2 separate regions of the Homo sapiens genome follow, and region 1 is linked to region 2. Evidence: chromatin loops called from intact Hi-C (ENCODE). Cell type or tissue: IMR-90. All regions are shown on one strand. Each heading gives the region's core, and the rest is flanking DNA. Links, peaks and the distances in the headings are about the cores only.

Evidence for each region. A loop is a pair of places that touch in the nucleus more often than their neighbours do. Peaks named below come from ENCODE experiments on the same cell type or tissue, not always from the same donor. Only the 100,000 strongest peaks of a DNase experiment are listed, where the experiment ranks them.
Region 1: it touches region 2 in a loop (2.8-fold over the local background); 23 of 110 quality-filtered maps call a loop at or near these places.

Annotation. Positions count from the first base shown.
Region 1 is chr6:2,623,709-2,628,099 of GRCh38, forward strand. It overlaps LINC01600 (long intergenic non-protein coding RNA 1600), which reads right to left. Exons shown (of 3, transcript NR_131168.1): 3 at 1-411. Among named protein-coding and RNA genes, the nearest start is that of LINC02521, 8.6 kb to the right of the region's middle. In IMR-90, for the core only: no CTCF peak of the experiment used is centred there; a DNase peak (open chromatin) is centred at 2,053; H3K27ac peaks cover 359 bases.
Region 2 is chr6:2,465,208-2,469,598 of GRCh38, forward strand. No RefSeq gene overlaps it. Among named protein-coding and RNA genes, the nearest start is that of LINC02521, 170 kb to the right of the region's middle. In IMR-90, for the core only: no CTCF peak of the experiment used is centred there; no DNase peak of the experiment used is centred there; H3K27me3 peaks cover 1,596 bases.

The DNA of each region.
Region 1 (4,391 bases), core at 275-4,274, 160 kb after region 2:
CTGGCAGAGTGGCTCCATGCCATCAAATGCCCTTTCTCCCTCGGGAGACAGGGAAGCAAAGCACTTCCCCTGCTTCCAGGGAATGTTCCTGAAGAGGTCAAGTGGATAGATCATCAGGGACCACAGGAAAGACCAATACCTGCTACTTTCTTATGTTGATTCTTCTATGTCCATTATGAATGTGCCAGTTTCAAAAGAAATGCCTATCATTTCCATTGTTGATTTTCTGGAAATAGCGCTCAGCTTTTAGGGCAGAAGCTACTTTACTTTTATAGTATCTTATCAAAGGCATGGCTGAAAACCTTGCATCTGTCAGCTTTTATAAGTCTTCATGGGCTGTTGGGGGGATAGATTCCACATCCCTCCCGGGAGTTGTAAGCCACTGTAGGCCGTTCCTCAGAGGCAACTTCCCTGCAGAAAAGGGAGACAGAGGCAGAGCGTGGGTCAGAGCCACACGCCCGTGCTCGGGCGCTTTACATTGATTTCATGTCTGCCCTAGACAGCAGATTCGTCTCTGGATTTTACTGACGAGCAGACGAGTGCTCAGAGAATTTAAAGTCAGACAGTGAACGACTAGCGTTGCTGGGAGCCCAGCCTTAGGAGGGCTCAGGCCTCTGTGCTGGCTACTCCTGGAGAGTTGAATTTCCCAGAACAAGGGCAGCGTGGGGGCGGGAGGGAGAGCGGAAGGGATCCAAGGGACATGGGTGCTTTGTGAATGAAGTCAAGTCACACAGTGCATTCGTCCAATATTCTAAGACTTCCTTTTGAGAAATGGAATATTTTGTTATGCGTAGTGCTGGCCTGTGTGCGATAAAATTAAAAGGGAAATCTGGGCTTTTGGTTATTTTTCCAGAAATGGCCATTCTGGGATTCTCAGGACCTAAATCAAACTGGGCCTTCCCTCAGAGAAAGCAAAGGCCTCAGAGATGCTGGTGGCTGATGCAGCTCCCCAGTGCCACCCCACGGCTCCCCATGACCCAATCCAATCCCACCAATGCCCACAGTCCGGAGGCAAGAAGCAGGACACTTTATCCCCTTTGATGCAAGTGAAAAATGAGGTTCAGAGGGGTTAGCAGATTTCCCCCAGTAGCGGGATTTCATCCCAAGTTTCCTGACCACAGGTTTCTACTCTAGCATGGTGCACTGAGAACGGGCCACGTGTTCATCTTGAGGGCCTGAGAGAGGGCTTGTTGTTGAATGGGGAATCTGGGATCCTCTGAGTCTCTGTCCCAGGACTGAAGGATCCAAATTTTCTTTCCTGTTCCTGAGAGAAGAGCCCAGTGCAGCTCCCCAAGCCTGCCAGATGGGCCTAGACATAGGGCTGGGAGATCCAAAGAGCCCTGTGACATTGAATACCTCCAACAAGGTGAACACGATGCATTCATGTTTCTGCAGAAGTGAAAACTCACCCTTGGAGCTGCCCAGGAAGCAAATGCAGTGGCTTTTTCCCCCTGGAAAATCGACCCATGTTGAAGTTTGCCATACAATGAGTATAGCAGCATGCTGCCATTCATTTAATTAAAAATAGCAAAAATGCACCGGGCTCTCAATCATCTATGTTCCCAACAAGAAACTGCGCTGAGACAATCTTCAAAATGGCACATCCCTCACCGCCGAGATTATCTCTATTCCTGAACATGAATGGCAAAGAAAAGAAGCCAAGGCCAGAAGGAAAAGGGAAACCCTTCAGACCACACAGGTGTGTTTCTGTTTCGTCCTCTTTCACAGGGAAGTTCGTACAAAAACAAACAGCACATAAAAATACAACCTCAAGACTTGTATGTTTGTTCCAGCTCTGTCCCGATTTGCATTCCTGTTTTGATTCGTCTTTGCAACATCCTGGGCCTATGATAGTGATTTTTCTTTTCTTCCTAGCAGATTTTCTACTCTTTTGAAGTTAGGAAATGTCCATGGTTTCTTTCAAGCATCTTTGGGTGAGATTTTTTTTCTTTTTTCTTTTTTTTTAAGAGTCAGAGCAGGAAAAGGCCATTCAGCTTATCTTGTCCACTTCCTGAAATCCAAACAAACTCTCAGAAAACTGCCTCACACCCTATCCATTTAGCATATGTCTCAGTACTTGGACAGGAGATTTCAGAGCCATTTCGACTTTATAAAAACTTTTGGAACTGGTTTGAATAGCCTCCAAAGACTTTGAGAAATAACTTAGAAAGTTTGAGACTAAAATTGGTGTGGTTAGTTCCCTCCTAAGGAAATGATTCAGAAAAAAATCCTTTCTTTTCTCAGAGAATTCCATCCAAGTTGGCTGCCCAAAACTTCCCAGCAAACTGATGGCTGATATTTTCAAACTCTTGTCCAAATTCTATTTACCCGTTGAGTGGAAGATCTCGGCCTATTCTTAGAGCTTCCTTTACCCTAACTGAAAAATGGGTTGCGTGATTTGCATGTGATAAAAATGAAGGCTCTTAAAGGAATCTATAATACTTGCCCGCATCAAGTAAAATGTAGCTTAGACTCATTTACAGAATATTAGCGTTCTCACTACGCAAAACAAACAAAAAAGGTAAGAATTTCAGCGCAAACTTCCCCACCAAAATAGTCAAAGCTATCTATCTTAAAAAGCAGTTACCAGAAAGCAGGTGATCTGTACAAACCAACTAATTTTCCAAACACAGTACCATCTCTTGGTGAATACTCAGTGCCTCTCCTAACAGATTTTTTTCCCATTCCAATGTGGAAAAGCAAAAATGTCCAGGAAAGCATATTGCTAACGACTAGGGAGCAGGAAACAGACAATGACGAATTTTCTCATTCGACAGACGGTCTTAGACCATACCTGCTGTGGTCTTGGGAACATGACAAACTGTGGGTTTGTGTGAGTAAGTTCTCAAAGCCACTGCCATTCTGATAAAATTAACTCAAATGGCCATGTTGCTGAATCAACGCGGTTACTCTAGAGGCCTGTGAGGGTTGTGTCCAGTGCTTGCCACCAGGAATCTGTTCGTTGTTATCAGTCCAGACAGTAAATGTATTCATCCATCAACCCTGGCTATTCATGTGGAAACCCTAAGCCAACACTCATCAGAGGAGTCAGGCTGGGCCTGGGCCACAGAGTGAGCCCAGCCTTACAATGTGGGATTTTTTTTTTTTTTTAAATCACACTATCAGACCACAAGATTTGCAGCCATATTTCATTGTCAGAGTTAAAAATAAGACCCAATCCCCAAAAATCATGACATCCAATTCCTTCTATCAAAATATGATTGTTTGGTTTTTTTTTGAATGAATGAATTCCAGTGACATTTATCAAGCATCTTTGATGGAGGAGAGACTATTTATGAGTGAATCATTAAGATAACTTTTGCAAACTCTTGAAGGAGCACATTTTTATTTTTAATCTTAGAAATTTTGGTTACATTTTTTTTCCTGAAATATATTACGAAGTTCCTAACTCTCTTATGAACTGATTTCTTTATTGTGGTAAAATACACAAAACATAAAATTTACTATTCTCACCATTTTGAAGTTTAGAGTTCAGAGTCATGAAGTATATTCGTCTTGTACTACCATCACCACCATCCATAAGAACTGATTATTTTAAACATAAATTAACCTTGTCTGATGAGTTTTGTGCCATGATTACAAATATCCAGTCCTGTGCTGGGTCATTATAGCACTCACAGGGATGAATGAAGTGTTTATGACACCTTATCCAAAATATGGGGTAACCTCAGGATGCTAAGCTTTCTGAGGTCTGGAGATGTTTTTGTATTCCCCTTAGATTTGTTGTTGTTCTTTGTCTTCCTCCATCAGGTTGTAGGCAGTCATTTTTATCTACTTTCAATGCACTCGCCTGAGGCATCTACCCTTTCCTAATGACTGCAGGGGAAGCCAATAATCAAACTGGTTAGAATTATACTCAACCAGGAGTCCCAGTGTGGAGAAAGACTCCCTGTGAGTAAAGGTCAAAAATACCCTGGCAATGCACCCCATGATGTGCATCTGGGCACTTTGTAAAATATTTTTGCTTCTTTCAGGATCTCAACTTGGTCTCAGAGTGTAATGATTGACATATATCTGACCTGTGGATGAAGGAGGACTTATTCTTGTGTTATCTTGGTTGCCTTAAGCTTCCCTTAACATCAAAAGGCAAAATACACTAATAACATCTGGCAGCCTAGTCCCAACTGTGAAAGCAAGAGAAAATTCAATTTAAAAGACAGAAAATTAAAGCAAACCTCCCCTTTAGGTAGCTATCATTTCCTGCCGTAGAAATAAAAGACAGATCCTTTCTATATTTGCTCTCGATTTGTCATGAACATAATATTTTTCTCCTGAAACTACTACTACATATGTACCCAGGTAGAGAAATAAACCCTGGCCAAAGCCTAAACATTTAGAGCAACCAGAAAGCAGGCAACACTAGAAGGGAC
Region 2 (4,391 bases), core at 92-4,091:
TCTCACTCTGTCACCCAGGCTGTAGTACAGTGGTGTGATCTCAGCTCACTGCAACCTGGGTTCAAGCTATTCTCATGCCCCAGCCTCCCGAGTAGCTGGGATTACAGGCACCCGCCACCACACCCGGCTAATTTTTGTATTTTTAGTAGAGATGATGTTTCACCGTGTTGGCCAGGCTGGTCTCAAACTCCTGACCTCAAGTGATCTGCCCGCCTCGCCCTCCCAAAGTGCTGGGATTACACCGCGCCCGTCCTGATTTCTTTTTTTAAACTTACCACAGTTATGACTATATAACACTCATGATTTCATCATCCAAGACTCACTGTTATTTACACCCCAGCACGTACCTGTCCAGCCCCTTTATACATTTGTCCCAAGTGCCCCGTAATGTTTCAGTGGTCCCTGGGTGCTGACATTGCTCTCCATGCACGCTGATGCTGGAGGTGGACATTTATGATTTTAAGATATTCAGAGCAGATATTGGTAAATATCTGTTTTACTACCTGTCAGAACATAGAGTGATAATCATATCTGGTTTTTTTGAGACGGAGTTTTGCTCTTGTTGCCCAGGCTGGAGTGCAATGGCATGATCTCAGCTCACCGCAACCTCCACCTCCCGGGTTCAAGCGATTCTCCTGTCTCAGCCTCCCGAGTAGCTGGGATTACAGGCATGTGCCACCATGCCCCACTAATTTTGTATTTTTAGTAGAGATGGGGTTTCTCCATGTTGGCCAGGCTGGTTGCGAACTCCTGACCTCAGGTGATCTGCCCACCTTGGCCTCCCAAAGTGCTAGGATTACAGGCGAGAGCCACCGTGCCCGGCCTGTAATATCTTTTTTTTAAGTTAAAATTATGTTGTGAACATCTTTCTACATTCACCAGTTATCATTGTAGCGGCAGGATGGAACTTCCCGTTCTGCAGGAGGTCACTTACTCACCAAGTCCTCTGTTCCTGGATATTTATGGTTGATGCTTTTCCCCACTCTTTTAAATTACAAACGATGCTTTCAGGAAAACCATTTTACTACATCTTTTTGTTTCCCCCCCTAGGATATATTCCTCAAAGTAGAATTTCCAGGTGAAAGGGGATGCAGATTTTTAAAGCTTCAAATAGTCATACCAAATACAGTTCCGGAAAAGTTGTTCTTACTCACATTCCCACAACATTGATGAGAGAGTCTATGTTCCGACGACAGGCTCTTGCAGCTCCATGTGTGGGCGTGTATGTATGTACGTAAAATTGCCAACTTGATAAACTATTTTATTTTTGAAAATTTGGAATCCTATTGTTCCCTGTTACTTTTTAAAACACAGCTGGTTTGCGAGAAAATAAGCCTATCTTCCCCAAGAAATGAATTCCTGGTCTTTGATGTCTCTGGCTGGAAATACCTGTGTTTTAAAATGTGAGTTTTATTGTTATTCGGGTATGTAAGGCCAACAGACCAGGAGAAGACTACCACTGAAGAGGCAGCTTATTACACACGGTTCCAAAGAGGAGGGGCGTGCCGTGTCATGGGGGCAATGAAAGCACCAGGCTGGTTGGGAGGTAGAGGAAGGGGAGAAACTGTGGCCAGAGGCTTCTCTGGGGTTTCAGCAGGAAGGAACAGGTAAGGAGGGATAAGCAGGCTGAGGATCGGCCAGGTGGAATAATTTCAGCAGGCTCTGGCTCATAAGACTGTTCCTTGTTGTCTGGTACATGGACCTGGGTGTATCAGGGAAGGTGGATGGTGGCCCAGAGCATGAGAGCCCCATGAGGGAGGTGGTCGGGGTGTCTATGAAAGGTGAGCTTGCAGGGAGTTGTTTATCATCTCAAGGAATTAACTAACTGGCGGTGTGGTGGGGAGGAGTGGGGAGGAGCAGTCTCTCCAGGGTCAGCCTAGACCCTGGATGTGGAAGCACCAAAGTATAGAAAATAAAGGCACGGTTCATACGGCATGCAGCTGGCTCACGGATGGTGTGCCTGAGTGTGCAAAACGATCTCGTGTCAAGTGAGGTGGCTCAGGCTGCTGTCCTTGTCGCTGCAAGCCCTGCTTGGAGAATGAAAGCTCACTTGTTGTCAGGGTCCTCCATGCATCCCAGCACCCCTGGGTGGGACCAAGGGCATGCTCCACCTTCTATCACGAGGAACAATTAGTATTAACAAGACGGCGCCGCGGAATGCACTTCCTAAATTGTGGACAGTGTTAGCAAATTCCTAAAAGCACCCAACACCTCTTCAAGGAGGAAGGTGAAGCCTTGTTGTTTAGAGTTCACTTTTTCTTTGTAACATATTCTATTTCCGAGATCTTTCTTATACATTTTATTTAGCCAAGGCTGTTTGCCAAGGAGTTTGCATCCACCCCACTGCTATTTGAGGCCATGCTTGCTGTGAGTTTCTCCGATTCCTCTCCCTGCTTCACCCACTCCTTCTGAAAAACACAGCTAATTGATGGTCAATTTGGCCACAGAAGCCTAGTATTGGAATTGTTGGAATACAGGAGGATTTGTGGACTAGATTTTTTTTTCTTCTTCAAGAATGACAAGCTAACCCCAAATTATGGCAAGAATTCTTCAGGTTCAATAATTAAAAGCAAAAGGCAGTCCCCACGGAGAAAAAACAGTGTGGTCTGGAAGATATCTTTCAAATTGAAGCAGACTGTGTAACTCCCAAATATTATGGATACAAATTAGCTATATTTGATCACTGGATCTTATTTACCCTAATTGTCTTCATTTCTGTGGTTTCCTCATACATTGTGTTTACAGCACACTTGGTTTCCCAGCTCAGTGTCGGAGTCTGGGCTGCAGGGATGGTGAGATCGAGCTTCAGAGTTGAGAAGAGGGGAGGGTAGACAGAGAGAGAAAGGGGAGAGAGAGAGTGTGGGAGTCTGGGCTGCAGGGGTGGTGAGATCGAGCTTCAGAGTTGAGGAGAGGGGAGGGTAGACAGGGAGAGGAAGGGGAGAGAGAGAGAGTCGGAGTCTGGGCTGCAGGGGTGGTGAGATCCAGCTTCAGAGTTGAGGAGAGGGGAGGGTAGACAGAGAGAGGAAGGGGAGAGAGAGAGACAGAGAGAGGAGAATGGGAGACAGAGAGGGAAGGGAGGGAGGGAAGGGAGAGTATAAGAGAGAAACAGAGACACAGAGGAAGGGAATGAGAAAGGGAAGACAGAGACATAAGGACAGTGAGACACAGAGAAAGGGAGGGAGAAAGAGAGGGAGCGAGAGAGGGAGAGAGGGAGAGAGGGAGAGAGAGGGAGAGAGAGAGAGGGAGTGAGAGAGGGAGAGAGAGAGGGAGCCAGAGACAGAGAGAGGGAGAGAGGGAGAAAGGGAGAGAGAGAGAGGGAGAGAGAGAGGGAGCAAGGTGGGGGCGAGAGAGGGAGTGAGAGAGAGGGAGTGAGAGAGGGAGAGGGAGAGAGAGAGGGAGCGAGAGAGAGCCAGGGGGGCCTTTTTTGGGAGATATGCTTTTCCTCAAAGACACAGAAGTCTTACACATTCAGACCAAAGATACGCTAAAAGCCAGCACATTGTGTTATGTGAAATGTTTCGCTTGTCTCTTGGAATGATTGATGTGAACCTGAGAAGAATTTGAAATTTGAGCAGCCAAGCAACCAGGAATTAAGACCTTATCTAAAATTTAGGCAAAAAATCCAGACCACTGTAGTTAAGAAATCGGGTTAGAAATCTCCTGAGAAGTGACTTTCCCACAAGATTTCTGCTGCTTTCTAGTTCTGAATGGATGAGAAATATGACAAAAATGTACCATTGCTTTTAGTATCGCCTGTCCCTTTTTCTGGTTTGGGGTAAAAGTAGGAAACCAAGAGATGCAAACAAACGGATAAACAAGTGTCCCTCCAGGGAGTCACTCTGGTGTTTGGGACTGCACTGGTTTGGATTTCGGGAATGTCAAAGGGGTTCTCTTCTCCAAGCTTTCTTTTCTGTTCCCAGAACCTCAGCCTGCAGCGGATGTGGCACTATTGTCACAGTGGATGCGACGGTTGGGCACTTGCTCCCCTAGGGTGACTTGACTTAAACTTCTGGCTGGTTCAGAGGGAAAACAAGACTGGTGGTCTTGATGGACCCAGTTTTTGTGGGCATCTGTTTACGCGGCCCTTGCATGCATAGCCTGCCCTGCAGAGCTGGTGGGCATCCCAGCAAAGTCCCAGAGCAGAATGGAGGGATCCCAGTGGGTGCTGCGGGGAGGCTGGCAGTGGCCTTGCTGTACTCACCTTTGCCCACAGCTGGAAATTAGTGCTTCATGTGTGAGGAGCATGTGTTTTCACTTCCCCTGCACCAGGAGTCTCCACACACCTGGGCGTGCATTTATGCTGTGGGACGTGGGAGCAGTGGGGACCATGTGGACAGAGCCACACCTGTACCTGGGCAGGAAGCAGAGCGGGGAATGTGCTTGGGAGTCTG